Regions from separate parts of the Homo sapiens genome. Here region 2 is linked to region 1. A link is a loop called in an ENCODE intact Hi-C map of the cell type or tissue named here. Cell type or tissue: PC-9. All regions are shown on one strand. Links, peaks and the distances in the headings refer to the core of each region. The heading gives the core; the rest is flanking DNA. Region 1 overlaps CDKAL1 (CDKAL1 threonylcarbamoyladenosine tRNA methylthiotransferase). Region 2 has its middle 130 kb from the start of LINC00581.

The links. Hi-C counts contacts between places; a loop is a spot of excess contacts. Peaks named below come from ENCODE experiments on the same cell type or tissue, not always from the same donor. Only the 100,000 strongest peaks of a DNase experiment are listed, where the experiment ranks them.
Region 2: a loop joins it to region 1, with 16 times the contacts of the local background. A loop is called at or near these places in 2 of 110 quality-filtered maps.

The regions. Positions count from the first base shown.
Region 1 is chr6:21,016,276-21,026,866 of GRCh38, forward strand. The region is part of intron 11 of CDKAL1 (CDKAL1 threonylcarbamoyladenosine tRNA methylthiotransferase); the gene reads left to right. Among named protein-coding and RNA genes, the nearest start is that of CDKAL1, 490 kb to the left of the region's middle. In PC-9, for the core only: no CTCF peak of the experiment used is centred there; DNase peaks (open chromatin) are centred at 6,126 and 6,676; H3K27ac peaks cover 2,356 bases.
Region 2 is chr6:21,376,973-21,387,563 of GRCh38, forward strand. No RefSeq gene overlaps it. Among named protein-coding and RNA genes, the nearest start is that of LINC00581, 130 kb to the right of the region's middle. In PC-9, for the core only: no CTCF peak of the experiment used is centred there; DNase peaks (open chromatin) are centred at 4,769 and 7,479; H3K27ac peaks cover 2,699 bases.

The sequences.
Region 1 (10,591 bases), core at 1,226-9,225:
AGGTAGAAGAATTGGAACCCAGGTTTCCTAGTTCCAGAGCTGGTGCTTTTTACCTACTGTACTTCACTCTTCCTCACTGCCCACCCCTCTGAAGAGTGACCTACCTCCCCACACCACTTGCTGTCTCCACCTTCCCTACCTTTCATCAACTCCTTGATCCTCTGTAATCTGGTTTCTGCTTACTCTGTTTTATTGTATCTGCTCTTGTTAAATTTCTAATTGTGGACTCTGGCAGGCAGTCTTTCATCCATATTTTTTCACTTTCTTATGTTGGCCACCCCCTCCTCCTTAAATCAATTCATTTCAGTCAATCAATTCTGTCCCCACGCCTTCCATTCATCCATCCATCCATCCATCCATCCATCCATCCATCCATCCATCCATCCATCCATCCATCTTACTTCAGTGTTCCTCAGGCACACATCCAAACAACCACATCAGAAACTTTTTTTGGACTTCCTCCTTACCTTCTCCCACCCAATCTACTCTGGCACCAGGTCCCCTCAGTGTGTCTTCTAAATGACTCATGTCTAACTTCTTCATGCCCACCATCACTGCCTCTTTAAGTAAGTATAGGTGGGACATTCTCTTGAATTGTGTTGTCTCCCAAATCTCTTTCATAACTCTAGCCTCACTCCTTCCAATCCACCCTTCACTTTATTGCCAGAAATTTTCTTTCTAAAATAAAAACGTTGTATTTCTTTGATCAAAATTGTTTCTTAGCTCCCCATTGCCTACAGTATAAGGAACAGTAACAACAACAGTTATACCATTACCACTCACTGATTTCTTCTACATGCCAGGAATTATGCAAAGTATTTTACATAGACAATCTCCTTATAGATTATCTCTCCATTATGGCACATACCACATTGCTCTATTTGATTGCATGCATATGTCCTCTCCTACAGACTCCCCCATATAACATAAGGAGTATTTTTGTGTGTATGTTTTCAGTGCCTGGAACAAACCCATTAAATCTTTGTTGAATGAAGGGTTTCTTTTGTTGGTGTTATAAGCAACTAATTTATGTTTGTATGATGTGGAGACTTCAGAATCTTGTAGTAGAAGCAAATAGAACCCCTCAGGAAGGTACAGCAAAGGCTGTGCTGGCTTGGGCAGAATACTAGTTCTGGGTCAAGGGAAGCAAACATCCTGTTACCCAGAACAGCCGCCTCTTCTAAGTCTTTACAACCACATCATCACCTAATTGTAGCAGTATTTGGGGAATGGGTGAAGAAGATGACTATCTCTAGGGTTTGGTTCAGTACATACAGCCTGCTACTGGAAGTTTCACACCTATGTGCACCATATAGTTTAAGGCAAAATAACCGTATTCTGTAGTAAATAGACTCAAAATACGTATTGCCTTCCTAGCTCTGGATTGTCTAATTCTTTACGGCTGACTCCGTACACTAAATGGCAGTGATTTCATTGTTATTATTATTATAAAATGGCTTGTTCTTCCAAGCTATTATATATTTCTTAAATGATTAACCTTTACACAGCCTTGGTATCCCATGTTTAGCAATAAAAATTGTTCTTAATTTTCTTTCTTGGGTTTAATTTAATTTCTTATACATTAAAATATATAAAATTTAATTTAATTCCTCCATTTCTGAGATGTTTTAAAGGGTGTTAGCTGAGGTTACCAACACTTTTAGGTCATGTTACCAATAGGAATTTGACATTTATATGAATAAAAATAATATTGTGTTACAAAAACTAATATAGAATTGCAAGGGCTATCAACCTCTATGCTTGAGGCCATAAATTGATTGCCAGCAGGGGTCAATCAGGAGGCTCTGCATTCTCTGTACAGTCTCCCTGGGGTAAACCATTGCAGTATTTGGTGTACCAGCAGAAAGGGCAGTGTGAATTTACACCTTCCTCAAAACAAATTGCTGAAATATTCACCTCTTACCAGAGGTGTGGACTCATAGCACTTCTTATTTAATGCCTAACAATAGGGTCCAAGGTTATTTTTCCAGAAATAATATCAAGCCACGGAAAATAAATGTAATAATTTTGTCAAATGTATGCAGTCAGGCTTTGTTTGGTCCACTCTGGTATACTTATAGAGAGGGTCTTATTTCTGGTTTTTGTGCAGGAGCTCCTGTGAAAATGAACTAATTAGGTGCTAATTTACCTAAAACGGAGTGCTAATACCGAAGTTGATTTTTAAAGTACAAATGTGGATATGTTGCTATTTTCACTGATGTCTATTTATTTCATGTCACCTTATTGGAAAGTATTCTTATTAAAATGAAATTCCTTTAAGTTTGGAATAAGCTTCTGCCTGAGTAATGGAAATTATAATGAGATATAAAATTGAAGCATTGCCTACCCTGTTGCAAATATTATGACATTGGGTACTGTTGATAAAATTAACTATTTTAGATCAGAATAAACCTTTATTGGCCTAAAATTGAATAACACAAGTTTTTATGTTATTATTTGTTTTCTGTTATTACGTTTATGATTTTTTTGTTGTAGTGTTTTTCTGTGTGAAGGTAGCTTGTGACTCTTTTTGTTCTCCACTTCCTCACAGGCTATTTAAATGAAGTTGTATCCTATAAAGTAGGAGTTTTTTTCTCGTGGTAAAAGGGAAGATATACATGGCCCACCTTGTTTTACCTCCTTTGCTTTGTCGTCTGTCATACTTCTCATTTGTTATTTATTTAATTATTTAGAGACAGAGTCTCGCTCTGTCACCCAGGCTGGAATGTCATGGTGAGATACGTCTCCCTGCAACCTCCACCTGCCACGTTCAAGCAATTCTCCTGCCCCAGCCTCCCAAATATCTGGGATTATAGGCACCCGCCACCATGCCTGGCTAATTTTTATATTTTTAGTAGAGATGAGGTTTCACCACATTGGCCAGGCTGGTTTCAAACTCCTGACCTCAAGTAATCTGCCCACCTTGGCCTCCCAAAGTGCTGGGATTATAGGCGTGAGCCACCAGGGCTGGCACCTCCTCATTTGCTGTTAGGTGGTGCTGGTTTTTTTGTTTTTTAAGCTAGCTGATTTAGTCTGTCCTCACCTTGAGTTACTCCTTTTCTGTCTTTCTTGCTGTCTTATTTTTTAAGAGAAATCATTTCTACAGTTGCCCATTTGTTACGACACTGCAAATGTATCACTTTTTTTTCTAATTAAGATCCTGTATGGCATTCTTTCTACTGCTGTGTCAGGTGCTGTGTATAGAATTAGACTTCCTAGAGGAATTTTGTCTTGCATTAAAAAATAGACTTGAGGCTATATAACACAAATATTAGTGGTGTCGTCTGTGATTAGATATATGAAATTTACATAATACCTTTGTCAGAAGCCTGAGGGGTTCATGCACTTGTAGCAGCAGCCTGTGGTTCTGCTGTTGTGAATGATGACTGTCTTGTATGGTGTGCATCACCGTGATTTCCGAAATTTTTTTCTTAATTAATTGGATATATATATAGGAATCATCATACAGCAATAGACAAAATAGAACCATTGAAATTCATGCTTCAAAATGTTTCATATGCTCACAAGCCACTAGGAGATGCTAAATAACACTATGGCTATTTAGTTTACTTTTTTCAACTAGCATTGAGGAAAGAACCCTAGAAGTTGCTTCCAGCTTAATTTTTACCTTTTTTTTTTATACAGTGGCCACTGTCTCTTTTGTGTCTTTGTTATCCAATAAGTATTTTATGTCCAAAGTAAAAATGCTTTTCTAACACCAGTGTTCTAAATGATACTGTTTAAAAGTCCTAGAAGCTGTGGTGCTAACCCTATTAGAAACAAATTTTTCTGTCTCCCCTTTTTCTTTCACTCTTTCCTCCAAAAAAAGTAAAAATTAAGGGATAAGATAGTTTTTGCCAATTTAATTAACATGATTATGAGCATGTGGAATTAGACTGCAACTTAGAAGTCATAGTCTGGCTTCCTTCATTTTCATTTGCTTGGAGAAGTTATTTTTTTCTCCCTTTCACATGTATTTAATGGCGGGGGCAGTGTCTGGTTTTCCGTGGCACCACCTGGCTGCCATAAAAGGCTTGTTCACTCACAATGTTAGACAGAAATATATGTTGGTTATATTAGAAATAGTCCCATATCTTCAACTACTTTTAGCTGTTTTTGACAGAAAGGAACTCTGTTAGAGTTCACAGGTTCACAGGTACTATTACGTACTTCTGTCTTTTTTATTTTATTTATTTATTTATTTATTTTGAGATAGAGTTTCACTCTTATTGTCCAGGCTGGAGTGCAATGGCACTATCTTGGCTCACCACAACCTCTGCCTCCCAGGTTCAAGCGATTCTCCTGCCTCAGCCTCCTGAGTAGCTGGGATTACGGGCATGCACCACCACGCCCAGCTGATTTTGTATTTTTAGTAGAGACGGGGTTTCTCCATGTTGGTCAGGCTGGTCTCAGACTCCCTACCTCAGGTGATCTGCCTGCCTTGGCCTCCCAAAGTGCTGGAATTACAGGCGTGAGCCACCGTGCCTGGCCTTTTTTCCTTTTTTTTTTTTTTTTTTAAGAGATAGGGTCTCATTATGTTTCCTAGGCTTATCTTGAACTCCTGGGCTCAAGCGATCCTTTTGTCTCAGCCTCCCAAGTAGCTGGCATTACAGATGTGTGTGTGTGTGCCACGGTACCTGACACAGGTACTATTATGTAAGTAAGAATGAAGAGCCAGAGAAAGAATGCTAAAGCAAGTATCTTATGAACCCAGCCACTTAGTTACAGAGATACTGAAGTGAGGTACTGTCAGGATTTTCTTCCAAGCAAGAACTGTATGGGAGTAATCAAAATCACAATACTGATGATAGAAAATTTAATGTAGTCCAGTAATTGAGAGCACAGGCATAGGGCCAGTTAAACTGATATACAGATTAGATAGATAGACTAAATCCTATCTTTGTGGTATGTGGACCAAATTACTTAACTTCTCTTACCTTGATTTGCTTTTCTGTAAAAATGAGGATAATTACATCCTTTCTTTAAGGTTTTTTTTGAGAATTGAGATAATATGTGTTAAGATGGGCTTAATACAGTCCCTGGTAGGCACTCCTTAAATGATTGCTGCTACTTTTTTATGTATTCAAAGCAATATTAATAACAAAACAACCACAATACAGAACACAATCAATAAATGATACCTAAAAAATAAAGACAAGAATTTGTTGCAGATTAAGTGAAAGACAGCCCATTTAATCTAAAATGCACACAAAAATATGAAGGAAAAAAAACATTGAAAATATTTTATTTTCTTTCTACAGCTTTTTTAATAAAATGCCCCTAAGTTGAACGTACAGTTCAGTGGGCAGAACTCACCCAAAAGATTGAGAAAGCAGAGGGTAAATATGTAATAGTTACATATTAATTGATATCAACTAATGTCTCTAAGAACGATGCCATCCTTTGGGGTTGTCAAAGTTGAAATTAAAGATACATTTTTTCAAAACCAGAGTTTTCGTCACCATTTGTACACCTTTCTTTATTTACCTCACCTAAGGTAGCACCCCACACACTAATTCAACCCCCATAGTGCCATCCGTCCGGACATTTCAGTTGCTTCTCTAATAAATGTCTACTTTCCTGGGACACCTTATGGTCCTTGTTGCTGGTGGTTAGTTTTGTATGAAGTCATTGTCTTTGAAGTGTTGTTGGTTGATAATGCGTGGGAACTTATCTTTCTTAAATATAATTTACCTTTGGCTGGGGTATTTAATGTCTTAAAGCAAAAGAAGAAACAACAGAATAGGTCAGGAACTCTGAAGGGCCAATGTTTGAGATCTTGTTTTGGAAGGAATTTCAGCAACGGTAGCTGGGCAGAAGGCTGACCCACCAACATATTTTAGCAAAGCTACAAGGATTTGGAATGATAGTGGCCCCCAGCATGGCCTCCTACTTTGCAGGTCCCGAGGTATGAAATTAAGTTACATTTAAAAATCAGAATTAGTTCTCTAATCTTCAGATAGTGTTAAACCTTAACTCATTCCACTGTTTGGTTATAAATAAATAAACATAACATTTGTCCCAAGTTGTTCTACAGGTTCACGCCTAGCCATAGAGTTAACTTTGAGCATTATTTGCAGTGCAGGGGGTAAATTATCTTCAAAACGCTCATGGATTGGCTGCTGCCCAGAGTCCTGAGAGATGTAATCAGTTTCAGTTAATTCTAAACAATAGATTGTGGCAGGAACTCAGCTAAGTGGCGGGTTGACTGCACCCAAACTGTTGATTTAAGTTGTCAAGAGAGCTTGACTCATGCTTAGACTTGACAACAGTTTGGGTCAGCTGGCTTAGCTGTAAACCATTACCAGTAAACTCTGCTCCTTTTGTGTGTGAGGAGGGAAGGGGGATGGCCCTTCTGGTCACGGTCTCCCTCCCTGAGCTCACTGCAGACTCCACGGCCTGGCTGGGAGGCTCTTTGTGACTTTTACTGTGCTCAGACTTCAGTCTCTTCATCCCTGTCATGCGCATCAGTGGGTTTCTAGCCACAGGCCTGAGGAACTGCCAATATAGTATGTGCTTTGTGTACTTTCTATTCATTTCTAACTTTTGTTGGTGATGTTTAACAGGAAGTGCGTTACTATTCACTGTACCGTAATCCATATCTGTACAGCACTTAATGCTGTTCACAGAGAACTCATATTGTCCAATATATTTTAGGCTAGGGCAGGGCAGGAATTACATTGCATCAGCATTAATCATCCTTGTTACCTTTTGATGAGATCATTCAGGTTAAATACTGGTTGGAAGAGTGATCTAAAGTTGAAGGCATGAGGATAAATGTAGGAAAAACATTAGCAGTTTGCTTAATGTAAGTTTTTTTTTTAAGTTTGAAGATAAATGTTTCTCAATTGATAATTTTTTTTTTTTACCATTAGCCTTTGAACATTAGTAGTAACAATTTATTTTTATTTAAAGTTTGTCCACACATGCAAATGGAAACATGTTACCCCTTGGATACTAGCTTAAATTTATTTACTCCGAGGTGATTTAAAGTCCACATATAGGTATGCTTGTTTCAGCAGGTCAGATTTAAGGATACCTTAATTTAGTGATGAGGTACTCTGAAGGTCTGAACTTGAGAAGGTGATCCAAGGTGACTATAACCTTACACTTCCTGTTAGTACCTGGCTCAGAGTCTCAGGAGACTTTGAGGGCAGTGTTTTGATATGAATTGCCTTTGTGTTCTTTCTGTAAATTAGTTTTTGGTATGGAAAGCCAGAAAGCTCAAGTCCTTTAAGTACATAAGTCAAGCGGCTTTTTTTTTCCATACCCCTGTCAAACATTGTACACTTATCGCTTTCCTTTTATAATTTTGAAAGTCTCCAAATCATTAAATGATATGCTTCTCAGTTGTGGATGGTTCCATTTTCTAATGACTATTTTGTCTTCTAGAGAATGTCTGCTAAAATTCTTCCTGATTTTTATTTTACTTTCCAATGTGGTTTTCATTTATCTTAGAACAGTGTGCAAACTTTCACTGAGAATAGAAACAATAAACAGAATGGCACAATATATTTTTATTTACTATAGATCATATCCATTTAGCTTTTTCATGGCCCTTTCATCATTTTCTATTGTGCCATTCACTTTAGTGGGTACGTTAGTTACTCACATGGTGTGACCTGGGAAAGGAACATTACAGTTGTTTTTCTTTGGTTTACATAATGTCATCAAATGAGGGGAAACTGTCCTTGGCTGAAGAAAGTTTCATGAATTTTAATGTGTACCATTTCCTTTGTTATTAATTTGTAAATAAATATATGATAGAGAGTAAAATAATGAAAGATTTTGGCAATTATATTTTAGCCAAGAAAATAATGAGAAATACCTATTTTCTTGCATCTCACATTAACATCTGTTAGGTTACACTTACTATTATGAGATGAGGGTTCACTTTAGAGATGAGTCAATAGTATAAATATTAGAAGCAATTTTCTAGGACAAAGTATAGAATGGTTTTATAGGTGACATGTGCCTGTGCAATGTTGACCTATTAATAGAATTTATTTATTTATACCCATGCACAGGAATGGAAGCATTTCACAGACAGACATGTAAGAGGTTAAGATTTTTAAAAATGCAGCTGAAGAGGCCAGGCATGGTGGCTCACACCTGTAATCCCAGCACTTTGGGAGGCTGAGGCGAGCAGATTGCTTGAGCCCAGGAACTCAAGACCAGCCTGGGCAATGTAGTGAAACCCCATCTCTTAAAAAAAAAAGAAATTGGTTGAAGAAATCAAGAGAAAGGGCACAATTAATGTAGGAAAAATGAGATGATTACAATGATAAGATTACCATCAAAAATACATGTCCTCCAGCCTCATACACTTATTAGACTTCATATTTCATCACAGATTTTTAGAAGCCAATGCAAAAAAGAAAATATTATCAGTAACATGCTTTACACAGTCTATAAGATAGAGGTGTCAGAGACGGGGAACACAGCTGTTCCTGCTTTGAGACTGGAATGGAAAATCTGCCAGTGGCCTGTCTTGTGATACTTCATGTCCTCATCTCTGGGCACATGGGAACTGCTTTCCTTTCTTCCTCACTGTAAGTGAGAGTGCCAGATCACAGTTCAAAAAAAGTCCAAGTACAAAGTCTTTTCCCAGCATGGCTTAATTCAACAACAAATTTAGACCAGCTAGAGGAATTAACTGATGGACCCCACATCTTTCAGCCAGTTATCTGCTGTTTCTCATGGCTATGTTTTTGATAAAATATTGGGTAGCAGAAAACTTGATATTGTATTATCTGAACAGTACTTAGACTAAAAATGTATTTTGTTGCCCAATAAGGACAGATCCACAGGCTTTAAAAATCCACTTGTCTGATATAACTGTAATTATTTCTTACGAAGTTGATGTGAAAGAAATCATTTTAAATTTTGCTCTGGTTAAGTGCAGATTGTACAATCAGTCACCTCTTCTCCATCCTTTCTCCTCCCCAAAATTCTCTTTATTTTTTGGACTATAAAAATGGGCTAAGATAATCTTTCATCAGTGTCATTCATAGTCAAACACACTGTTTTTCTTATTAAACATACCCCTCTCTATATGCTTTGCTGTATGTTTCAGTTAGTTTTTCTTAAACACTGACATGTCTGCTCTAGTTTTGTTGTTTTGGTTTGGTTTGGTTTAGTTTATTTGTATTATATACTTAATCAAATTTTAAAGAAATGCAAAAGTGGATGAATATTCCTATTTTTCTTCTTTTAGAACTTTCAGGCTGTCCCACCTGACTTCTCTTTCTGTTTGGAGGCATGTAGATTTGGGGTTGTTTGTTTGGGGGTAGGAATGTAATAAGTAGTGAAATGAAGGGGAACAAAAAGAATTTTAACTATTATTTTCTCCAGGCCCTGGAAACTGAAGTTCTTAGGGCACTTGAGTATTTAGGTGCTCTAATTATTCTCTTTGAAATAAATAGTAGGGTGGTTTTATAAACCTCTGCTACTATTTCTAGCTGTAAAGAAGTTTATCAAGAGAAAGAAAGCTTCATTCCAAACTTCTCTGACAGCTTGCTAATTCATCTGCTTGCTTCTTGTTGGTTTATATTATCGACATGGTACAACCTTATAGGAAAAAAAGAATACAATGCATGTTAAATTTTAACTACTTAAATTGTTCTCTAAATTCACAACTGAACACCTCTTAATTTGTATTCCATTTCTCCCATCATTGTTTTGAATGAACATTTCTATGATTCAGTCTGGTCCATATAATTTATCATTTTTTAGAGGTTACATAACATTTTATTGACATTCTTTTTTTTGCTTACTCATTTCTCGTTGTTAAACATTTGGATTGTTTTCAGTTTCTAACTATCATGCAAGGAGTGTGGTTATTAGTTCTTTTTCCTTTATTTGAGGTGGAGATCATAGAAGCAAGTTAAAATTAAATAAATATATGTAATATTGTTGCTGCTAATATATTAACATTAGATAATACAAACCTGGTAGAGTCTGGTTGTATTTTTCTGTTCTGTATGTTCACTGTAAGATATTTTGTATATCTTTATATATTCAAAATATTCTGTAATTTTACTCATTTTGTGGAATTCTTCTGAAACAGGCTGTGAAAACATTTGATTTGGAGTCAAGAAATAAGTTTCTTGTTGCTGTCAATTGGGAAAACGGATTTTATCTCTTTAGCTTCACTTTGAGTCTCATCTTTTGAATGAGAAGACTAGATTAAAGAAACTCTGAGGTTCACCTTTGCTCTAAAATTTCATCATTTTAGTAACTTGCTACATAGTTTTACAATTTTAAATAATTATACAGGTTTATTATTGCATTTTTGCTTTTATGATGTTTTCGTGGCTTTATCTGTAATTTAATACTGAGTCACATTCAGGAGGGCAATAATCAGTGTTTTTATTATTATGAAAAAAGGCAGACTTTTATGATACATTTTCCAGGAATTCATTGTAGAGTGTAATGGAGACTGCTTGTGTATGAAACCAGACACAACTGCAGTCTTAACTATGATGTTATCAGAGAAAATTGTTTCCCTTCCAGACACTTCAGGTTGTTTGGTTGTCTTTATCTGTTATTGGACATGACTTTATGAATTATTTTGTCTATTTACCATAAT
Region 2 (10,591 bases), core at 1,414-9,413, 360 kb after region 1:
GGTAACTTAGAAGATTTAAGAGATCTTCCAAATCTAAATCATTAGTTTCAAAGATGGAGATGTGATTTCCAGTGTGGTCAAGGGATTTGCTCAGGTAGAGCAGCCTGTGGAACCCAAGCCTTCAACTGTGGTCCATTGTTTTACTACTGTTTATATTCCAGGCCATATCGGGCACAGAGTAAATTGTGTCTACACACCAGGACTTCTGCTGCCAAAGCCACAGACTCAGAAATGGTAGATGGGGAGATGCAGGAGAGGTCATCAAGGCCTCCGGTCATACTTTTACAGACAAGCAAAGTGGTTTGGAGAAGGGAAGGAAGGGAAAGAAACTACCATCAGGTAGAGCAACTAAGGACAGAACTAGTGTCAACAGGAAGTTGCAACAAAGTACTGTAGGAAGAAACCACATTCGGGAATTGCATGACATTTTAGGAAGAAATAGCATCACTTGGAAGGACCCTGAAGAAAGAAAGGGATAAAAAAGTCAGATGGGGAAGCAAGGGAAGGGACAAGAGCTCAGAATGCCATAGACATGCTTGAGATGTTTGTGGCCTGGTTCGTTGTCATAGATAAAGCTGAAAGATTGCCTGGAGCCAGGGCACGGGGCTGTTGTATGTCAGGCTCAAGGTGTGTCACAGTGTGTCACTGATGTGATTGGACGGGTGAGTGCTATGATCAAGCCCATGTTTTAGGAGGATTCATCTAGAAGCAACAGATAGGATGGATACACGCAGGGTAAGAATGGAGTTTGATTCTTGCCGTAGTAAAGGGAAGTGTTAATGAGGATGTGAACTGGGGCAGTGGCAATTATGACCTTTGGGATACACAAGCTGGAAGTGAAGCTGGGTCTGGTCAGGGGACAGGATGAGTTTGGTTTTGAAACTAGTGCATTTGAGATGCTGACGGGCCGTCCCCATGGGAATGTCCAGCTGGCAGCAGAGAAAATGAGCCGGATGGTAGGAGCAGTGGATTCGAGAACAGATCCTAAGGAGCTCCTGTGTTTAAGGCCAGGGGAAGGAGAGGGATGAGGGAAGGAGACAGAAAAGGACGCATCCCATGTGTGAGGGACCACTGAAATACAGCATCACAGAAGCCAAGGAATCAAAGAATTTCAAGGAGGAGGAGGAGCAGTAGCAGTGTCACCTGCTGCAGCAAGGCCAGGGCTCATGATCCCTGGGGCTGGGGACATCGCTGGTGTCAGCCATACAGGCAGCGTGTGCAGAACAACTCAGAACCTAGGCATTGAAGCAAAGGAGAAATTTAAGCTTAGGCCAAGGGAGTAGTATAGCTGAGGGAAGGATTTTGAATATATATATATATATATGTATATGTATATGTATACACACACACACACACACACATATATATATATTTTTTCTTTTTCTTTTTTTTTATATGGAAACTAGCTCTGTCACCCAGGCTGGAGTGCAGTGGTGCAATCTTGGCCCACTGGAACATCTACCTCCCAGGCTCAAGCAATTTTCCTGCCTCAGCCTCCCGAGTGGCTGAGATTACAGGCATGCACCATCATGCCCACTTTGGTTTTTTGTATTTTTTGTAGAGATGGGGTTTCACCATGTTAGCCAGGCTGGTCTTGAACTCCTGGCCTCAAGCGATCCACCTGCCTCGGCCTCTCAAAGTGCTGGGATTACAGGCGTGAGCCACCACACCTGGCCCTTTAAAAATACGTTCATTCATTTATTCATAGACATTAGCGATGGAAAGACATAGGCCTGTCTGTCAGTGAGGGATAAGGAGAGAGTGCAGAGACTGAAGATGTGAGCCGGCTGGGTCCGTGGAAATGGTTCAAGGACGGTTGGAGAAGGTGGAATGAACAAAAAGCCTTGGCTCAGGAGAGGCCCACTTTTCCTTCAGAGACAAGATGGAAGCTGCTGGTAAAGCTACAGAGGAAGTTAGAAGAAAAAAGATGTTGTTGGCCAGGTGCGGTAATCCCAGCCTGTAATCCCAGCACTCTGGGAGGCCGAGGTGCGCAGATCACCTGAGTCCAGGAGTTCGAGACCAGCCTGGGTGACATGGCAAAACCCAGTTATACAAAAATTAGCCAGGCGCTGTGGTGTGCGTCTGTGAGTCCCAGCTACTGGGGAGATTGAGGGTGAGTCTGGAGGCAGAGGCTGCAGTGAGCCAAGATTGTGCCACTGCACTCAAGCCTGGGTGACAGAGCGAGACCCTGTCTCAATAAAAATAAAAAAGAAAAAGGATGTTGTTTCGTGGGTGCAGAATTTCAGTTTGAAATGATGAAAAAGTGGCCGGGCACAGTGACTCATGCCTGTAATCCCAGCACTTTGGGAAGCCGAGGCGGGTGGGTCACCTGAGGTCAGGAGTTCGAGACCGGCCTGGCTAGCGTGGTGAAACCTCATCTCTACTAAAAATACAAAAATTAGCCAAGTGTGGTGGCGGGCGCCTGTAGTCCCAGCTACTCGGGAGGCTGAGGCAGGAGAATTGCTTGAACCCAGGAGGTGGAGGTTGCAGTAAGCTGAGATCGGGCCATTGCACTGCAGCCTGGGTGACTAGAGTGAAACTCTGTCTCAAAAAAAAAAAAGAAGACGAAAAGTTCTGGAAATGGACAGTGGTAGTGGTTATGCACAATGTAAATGTCCTCAAGAACACTGAAATGTACACTTAAAGTGGTTCAAATGGCAAATGGCAAATGTTATGATATGCATATTTTAACATGAGAAGAGAGAGAGAGGATGACCTTAATTTTTCAGTCAAGTAGAGGGTGAGGGTGAGGGCTGAGAGGTGGGCCCTTTGTGCATGAAGATTCAGCAAGAAGAGCTTTTGAGCACCCGTATCAGGGAATCCATAGCAAGCCCAGGAGAACTGGGGGCCAGAATGGGCCAGTCGAGGGGTGGAGATAAGTGAGCCTCCTTTCTTGGTAAATCCTAATCCTATCATGACCCTTCTTTGCTTAAATCTCATCAATGGCTTCTCATTTTTCTGAGGATAAAATTCTAGCTTCTCACCAATACCTCTCAGGCCAGGCATAAGCAGAGCCCTGCTCTGCCCTCCCACCCTGTCCCACACCACAGTTCCCCAAAAGTCCTTGCTTCAGCCACATGGGCCTTTGTGGGCCTTCAAATGTGTCAGGTGCATTCCCTCCCCAGGGCTTTTGCAGATGCTGCTCCCTCTCATCCTTCAGGCTTCAGCGTGAACGCCTCTCCTGAGCAGCGCCTCCTCAGGCCACTGCTGTTGGAATGGCCTCCCTCTTCCCATCTTCCTTCATCCCAGCACGTCCTTCATAGCCCTGGTCACATTGTGCAATGGTATCTGTGTGTCGTCTGTGGCTGTCCCTCTACTAGTCTGTAAATGTGACGGATGTAGGGACCTCTGGGTCTGTCCTGACTCTATATCTCCAGTGCCCAATAAAGCTTTAGGAAACTTGGTAAATATTGGTTAAATGAATGAATGAATGAATGGACCAATCATCTTGACTTTTCACAACAATGTCCAGCAGCCCAGGCATAAGAGAAAAGAAAGCAGACGGTGGTGATAACACCGGACCAGGACTGAGAGTGGGGAGGGTAAGGAATTACCGCTGTGAGGAAGAACCCTGCTGATGAATGATCCATTCTGAAGCCCAGGTTGGAAAGGGCAGTAATTGCAGCCAGGAAGAGGTAGATGGGCTGGATGAGAGAGGTCGTCTCAACAAGTGAAGGAATAGACATTCGTCATGCCCAGGTTTGTAATGAAGTGTTCAGTATGTGAGAATGTGTATGAGAAGTTGTGGGGGGAACTCTGGATTCAAATGAAATGGATTTATGAACCCACTAGGACCTTGAATAGACTGACTGAGACGAAAGTACCCAATCAAGAGATGCAAATATGCATGTTTATTTCATATTTATGCTCTTCATAGCAAATTGAGGGTTGTCAGGCCAAGGAGCCCATTAGACTCCTGCTCCAATTTACTCTGGGCCCAATATGGCCTGGAACATAAACAGTAGTAAAGGCAACTATTGAGCACTTGCTCTGAATCAGTGCTTGCACTTCACACATTAGCTCATTTAATCCTCACAATAGCCCTCTAGGGTAAGTAATTTTCTGAAGATCAGAAAGCCAGCAAAGTGGTGGAGCCCCCATTAAACCCAGGCCTCTCTGCCTGCAGTTACTGGACTTTTCCCATTCAGCCAGATTGTTACCAAGCATATGAGCCTTCACATTCATAGTCGCTGCTATTAAGGAGATTACAATCCTAATGCATTTGCAGAGGGGATTGAAATTGAAGGTAAACTCTTACAAGGTTTACAGAACACATATCTTCTATGTGCTCATATGAGACAAATAGTTCACCCAGCACGCAACGTTTATTACCAAATTACTTGAATTTGGGCCTAAAATGTTTTTTTTTGCTAAGGAGTCTTTAAAAATATCTTGCCTTGAAAAGGATCTTAGAGAAATTCCTTGATTACTTGACTGGAAAACCTGCATGAAAGTGCCACACACGGAGCCCCATTTACAGCCATTTTTTCTCCCTTTTTTGAGCACCAAATGGTATCTTTGGCATTCTGCAGATTGGACATAAGGTGTTGCCTTCGGGGCCATAAAACGAGAGTGACAATTTTCTGCTCCACTTAATGCTATACCCAATTTTAGTTTTCTGTTTGTAAAAAAAAAAAAAAAAAAAAAAATTATCAGGACCTGTAGTATAGGGAGCAGACTTTGGGTGGGGTTTTGTTGAAATTCCTGCTTGGTAGCTTAGAAGGAAAAAGGCAGATCAAAGTGAAGTAATGTGAGGAAATGTAAATATGAGGGTTGGTGGTGGTGGTGACCCTGGGGGAAGTGGCTTGGAGAGGATGATGAAATGCCATTCCATCTGACAGCAGATTTCCAAATAGAAGTGTATTTTCACCACTGGCTCACATGTACATAGTCAATGGAATGGATTATTTTTGCAAAAGTGAGTTCAGAAAATCTATTTTGATAATATTCATTCAATCTGCTTTGCTTTCCTGTTGATGTCAATATTTTCCAGCACAGGCAAGTGCTCATAAGACACACACAGGGTGCAGTCCTAGGCAGGAAGGCTTCAAAATCAGTCTCCTTTGTACAAGGCAGAGACACTTCCATTTGGGATCTGCTAGACTAGTTTTGAATCCTCCCGATAATAATCATGGCCCCAAAAGAAATCAACTGGAACTTCGAGAGATTTCTGCCCCCTTTCCCAACTCTTGCTGAACCGGTTAGTAAATGGTCGTATAAGCAATAAAGATATTAATATGCTTAAGAGTTGAATGGAGAATTGCTGTTGCATGGCAGAAGGAGTGTTCATGTTATGGCTCCCTGATTTATTTTTTCTTATTTTCATTTACATCTGTACTGCTCTTGAAGTGGCAGCAACATACATTCAATAGATTAATGTCAAGAATACAAGGCCAGGCACGGTGGCTCATAACTGTAATCCCAACACTTGGGGAGGCTGGGGCAGGTGGATTGCCTGAGCTCACGAGTTCAAGAACAGCCTGGGCAACATGGCGAAACCCAGTCTCTATGGAAAAAAAAAAAAAAAAAAAAAAAAGCTGGGTGTGGTGGTGCATGCCTGTTGTCCCAGTTACTCAGGAGGCTGAGGTGGGAGTATCACTCGAGCCCACAAGGCGGAGGCTACAATGAGCTGAGATTGTGCCACTGCACGAATAGAAAAGAATACAGTAGATTGGTTTAAATGGATCCCTCTCGTCTTAATCAGATCATAGCTGTGTGGGAAAGAAATTAAGCTATTAATAACTCAAGAATTTGGACAAGACTTACCTAGAGGGGAGTGACTGACAAACAAGACATTTTGCTTTTGCTTTTAGTCATAAATAATGCAGATTTCTGTGTGTTACTATGAGACTCTCACACCTCCCTCTAAGCATAAAGCTGACCGTAAACAACCTGTGGGAAGCCGCTTGTGGTTTCAGTGGATACCCACACTCTTCTATCCGTGATTTTAAAATACAAAGATGTATTAGTTTGCTAAGGCTGCTGTCATAAAATACCACAAACTGTGTGGCTTCAACAACAGAAATGTATTGTCTCACAGTTCTGGAGGCTGGAAGTCTGAGATCAAAGCGTTATGGGATCTGTTCCTTTCGGGGCCGGTGAGGGCGAATGCGTTCCAGGCTTCTCCCCTGGCTTCCGGTGGTTTGCTGCCCATCGTTGTTGTTCCTTGGCTGGTAGAGGCATCACCCGGATCCCTGCCTTCATCCTCACAAAATGATCTCCCTGTGTGCCTGAGACCGTATTCAAATTTCCCCTTTGTATAAGGACAGCAGTCAGATTGTAGTAGTGCCCTCCCTAATGACCTCATTCTAACTTGATTACCTCCACACCAACTCTGTCTCTAAATACAGTCACAATTAGGGTGGGAGACACAATTCAAACCATAACAAAAGAGTTGGCCTCTTGATTTAGGAGCTGATGAGCTAGTTTATAGATTGTATAGGCTCTTGATTTCTCCTTTGCCCTTTTTTTTTTTTTTTTTTTTTTTTTTTTTTTTTTTGCTGCCTAGTTTTGTGTAAGAAAAGTTAGATAAAGAAAAGGGGAAAGATGAAGTTGAAGCCGTGGTCTCTCACACTGTTGCACTGAGCTTTGGTATCAGGCCGGGGGTCAAAATGCGGCTTTTAGTTCGTGGTGTGTGCAGATGGCCTCTTGTCACAGTCGTAGATACACAGTGGTGGCTGCATTAAGTCTAGAATGCCAGACCTAATTACAAATGACAGTGATGAAGTCAGGATTGTAATCCAATTTAAAATGGGGACCCACAATATACAATATATCCCAGCGATGCTCACTGCTGTGCGATTCAATCATTTGACAGCTTCATCCAGTGTGCGGCCACGGCTGGTATTGCTTTAGGCTGTAAGGGTGTGAAGAAGGAGACCTCAGGGGACCCCCGACTCCATGGGGCAAAGCTGGGGCATCCCTACCCGGAGGCGCAGGGCCCAGGACAGTGCTGACGTACTGTCTGTGTCTGTGCTTGCTATAGATTGTGGCGCGTTGAGCACATGGGGACAGAGCTGACTGGCTTCCTATTAACCAACATTTTTACTCACGGGTCAGAAGGTGATGCGGCTCTTATAGAAACTCACCCCACACATCCCCACACCATTTTTTCTTCTCACCCATTCTCAAGACCTCACCCATGTGAGACATGTCTACTTTTCTCCATCTTCCCATCTCAGTAACTTATTTTAAGATAAATCATTTTAACAGCTTTCTCCTAGGGAAATTATTCTGAAATTTCGAGCAACAGCGTTTTTCCAGAACATTCTAAGACTCAGCAGTAACTTTTTAAGGGGGAAGACGTTTTAAAAAGAAATTTCATTTTACTAACTGCCACACTGCATAGCTTTTCTAGGGCTGTGGTTAGATTTACGGGAGAGAGGCACCAGAGTGGATTACAACACAGGACTGACCTTTTACCACCCGGCTGAAGCTCGAAAAACAAAACCAAATCCCATCTTACTAACCATACCTGCGTCTTTTCTGGGAAATACCCCAGAATACAAGTTTGTTTGTTTTTTAAGATGGTTTTCCTTCCCTGAGAGAACAATCCTGAAACTTAAGTCAATAAAGTTCTCATGCTACATAAGCATTTTGCCTCCTCGGGTCAGACTTGAGGCCTTTTCCCCCCTTTCTTCTCGAACATACATCAAGTGCCTTAGATCACGGTGCATCCTAGGCAGGTTATGCCATTTTAATCTCATAAATATGAAAATAAAAGACATAATCAGAGCAAAAACAGGACTTTTTATTTTTAAACCAAAGGAAGCCAAAATAGCAACAGAGAAGAAAGGAAATTAATTAGGACCGTCTCTGGGGCCAAGGTGCATTTGCCCTAGTTCTTTTTTTACTTTTCCCACTGTTTTTCTTCCTCCCCATTCCACAGCACTCAGCATCTTCTATCTTGTCTCCCTTGGTGTAGCTCTAGTGTTCTAATTCTATCCCATCTTCTTCTACTGAAATAATGAACTTTTTAAAGAGAAAATTAAGTGAATGTCTTTGTAGCAATGAACCTCCCCCTCTCGAGAATAAAAGGGAGCTTTGGAGATAAGGCAATGCTTAACCCAGTGAACGAATTGCTTACTGATGGGGTCAGGTCAGGTGGGGCCAGGGTGGCAGAGCTGACTCTGCCTACTGATATCGGCCATGTTAAGAATAATAGCTAATATATACTCAACATCTATTACCTGGCTTATATGTTAGCTTGTTTCTATTTTATAACAGCCCTGAAATGTAAAATGGTTTTATTTTATTTATTTATTTTTTTCCTTTTCTTTTTTTGAGACGGAGTCTCGCCCTGTCGCCCAGGCTGGAGTGCAGTGGCGCGACCTCGGCTCACTGCAAGCTCCGCCTCCAGGGTTCAAGCCATTCTCCTGCCTCAGCCTCCCGAGTAGCTGGGACTACAGGCGCCCGCCACCACGCCTGGTTAATTTCTTTGTATTTCTAGTAGAGACGGGGTTTCACCGTGTTAGCCAGGATGCTCTCGATCTCCTGACTTCGTGATCCGCCCGCCTCGGCCTCCCAAAGTGCTGGGATTACAGGCTTGAGCCACCTCGCCCGGCCAAAATGGTTTTATTTTACAAGAGAGGAACTGGAGGGTAAAACGGAATTAATTTCGTTGGCAACCTTGTTAGAGTTGGAAAGAGAACCCAGGTCTTTTTGACCCAAACATTCATCATCACCCTATAGCTAGTAATGATGGGAAGAGAACCAAGAGAACAGGGAGGCAGAGATCACTTAGTGCACTTGAAACAGAGTTATTTAAGATTCAGAATGTGGACGTGTCAGGGAAAGTCATTATGTTCCAGTGTTTCTCATTCTCCTTTAGCCATGGGTCAGGGTGAATTTAGACATGGCTACAGACGAGGCCTGGGAAAAGGTGAAAACCTCAAATGTATCCGTGCAATGGAATATTATTCAGCCTTCAAAAAGAAGATCGTGCCATATGTAATAATGAGTGAATCTGGAGGGTATTATGCTCAGTGAAATAAGCCAGTTACAGAAAGATAAACACTATGGCCAGGTGCGTTGGCTCATGCCTGTAATCCCAGCACTTTGGGAGGCCAAGGCGAGTGGATCCCAAGGTCAGGAGTTCAAGGCCAGCCTGACCAACATGGTGAAGCCCCATCTCTAATAAAAATACAAAAATTAGCTGGGTGTGGTGGTGTGTGCCTGTAATCCCAGTTACTCAGGAGGCTGAGGCAGGAGAATTGCTTGAACCCGGGAGGCGGAGGTTGCAGTGAGCCAAGATCACACCACTGCACTCCAGCCTGGGCAACAGAGTGAGACTCTGTCTTAAAAAAAAAAGAAAGAAAAGAAAAGAAAAAAGGAAGATAAACACTGCATATTCCACCTCTAGGAGGTACCTAAAATAGCCACACTCACAGAAGCAGAGAGTAGAATGGGGGTTGCCAGAGCCTGGGAGGAAGATTGAGATAGGGAGTTGTGAACCAATGGGTATAAAGTTTCAGTTACGCAAAATTAGTAAGTTCTGGAGGTCTACAGTACAACATAGCACCTATAGTTAACAATCCTGTATCGTACACTTGAAAATCTTTTAAGAGAGTAGATCTCATCTTAAGTATTCTTACCACAATAAAATAATAACACAAAACAAACCCTCAAATGTGCATGAATATTCCCCAGCAATGAGATGGGGTTTAGGAGGCAGGCAGTGGTGGAGAAAGCCAATGATTAGTTAGAGCCGGAGTGAGAGATTAGTGGGCAGAGTGTCAGAGAAGGACACAGGGCATGGAGGGGATTGGAGAGAGAAAGTAGCCAGAGGGATCTAGGGTTCCACGCAGGGAGAAAACAAGGGCAGTAATGAAGTAACTTGTCTTCTTGTGACTCTCAGCCTCTCCCTCTTGCTGGTTGCCTCCCGCTGACAGCATGAAAGATAAAGAAAGATGCCAGCTATGTCTGTCCCCTTCTATCAGGCAAACACTATCAGTGACACCCCTAGCATACTTGTGCTTAGGTCTTATTGGCCAGAACTATGACTCATGGCCACCCAAGGCTAAAAAGGAGGCTAGGAAAACAAGTCAATCAACTGGGATTATACCTACAAGGAAGGAGAGCTAGCAGCTATGTCTGCTGCTACTGTTGTCCTTATTCACATATTTGTGTCAACAACTCACCAGATTGCTTTTTACCTGAGACCATCAATGTTATAAGAAAGGAATTTATGGCCGGGCCCGGTGGCTCACGCCCATAATCCCAGCAATTGGTGGCTTACGCCCATAATCCCAGCACTTTGGGAGGCCAAGGCGGATGGATCATGAAATCAGGAGGTTGAGACCATCCTGGCTAACAGGGTGAAACCCCGTCTCTGCTAAAAATACAAAAAATTAGCCGGGCGTGGTGCCGTGCGCCTGTAGTCCCAGCTACTCGGGAGGCTGAGGCAGGAGAAACGCTTCAACCCGGGAGGCGGAGGTTGCAGTGAGCTGAGATCGTGCCACTGCACTCCAGCCTGGGCGACAGAGTGACACTCCATCTCCAAAAAAAAAAAAAAAAAAAACGAAAGAAAGGAATTTATACAGGATGAAGACAGACCCAATGATGTGAGCAATGGGAAGGAGACTTTTGATTT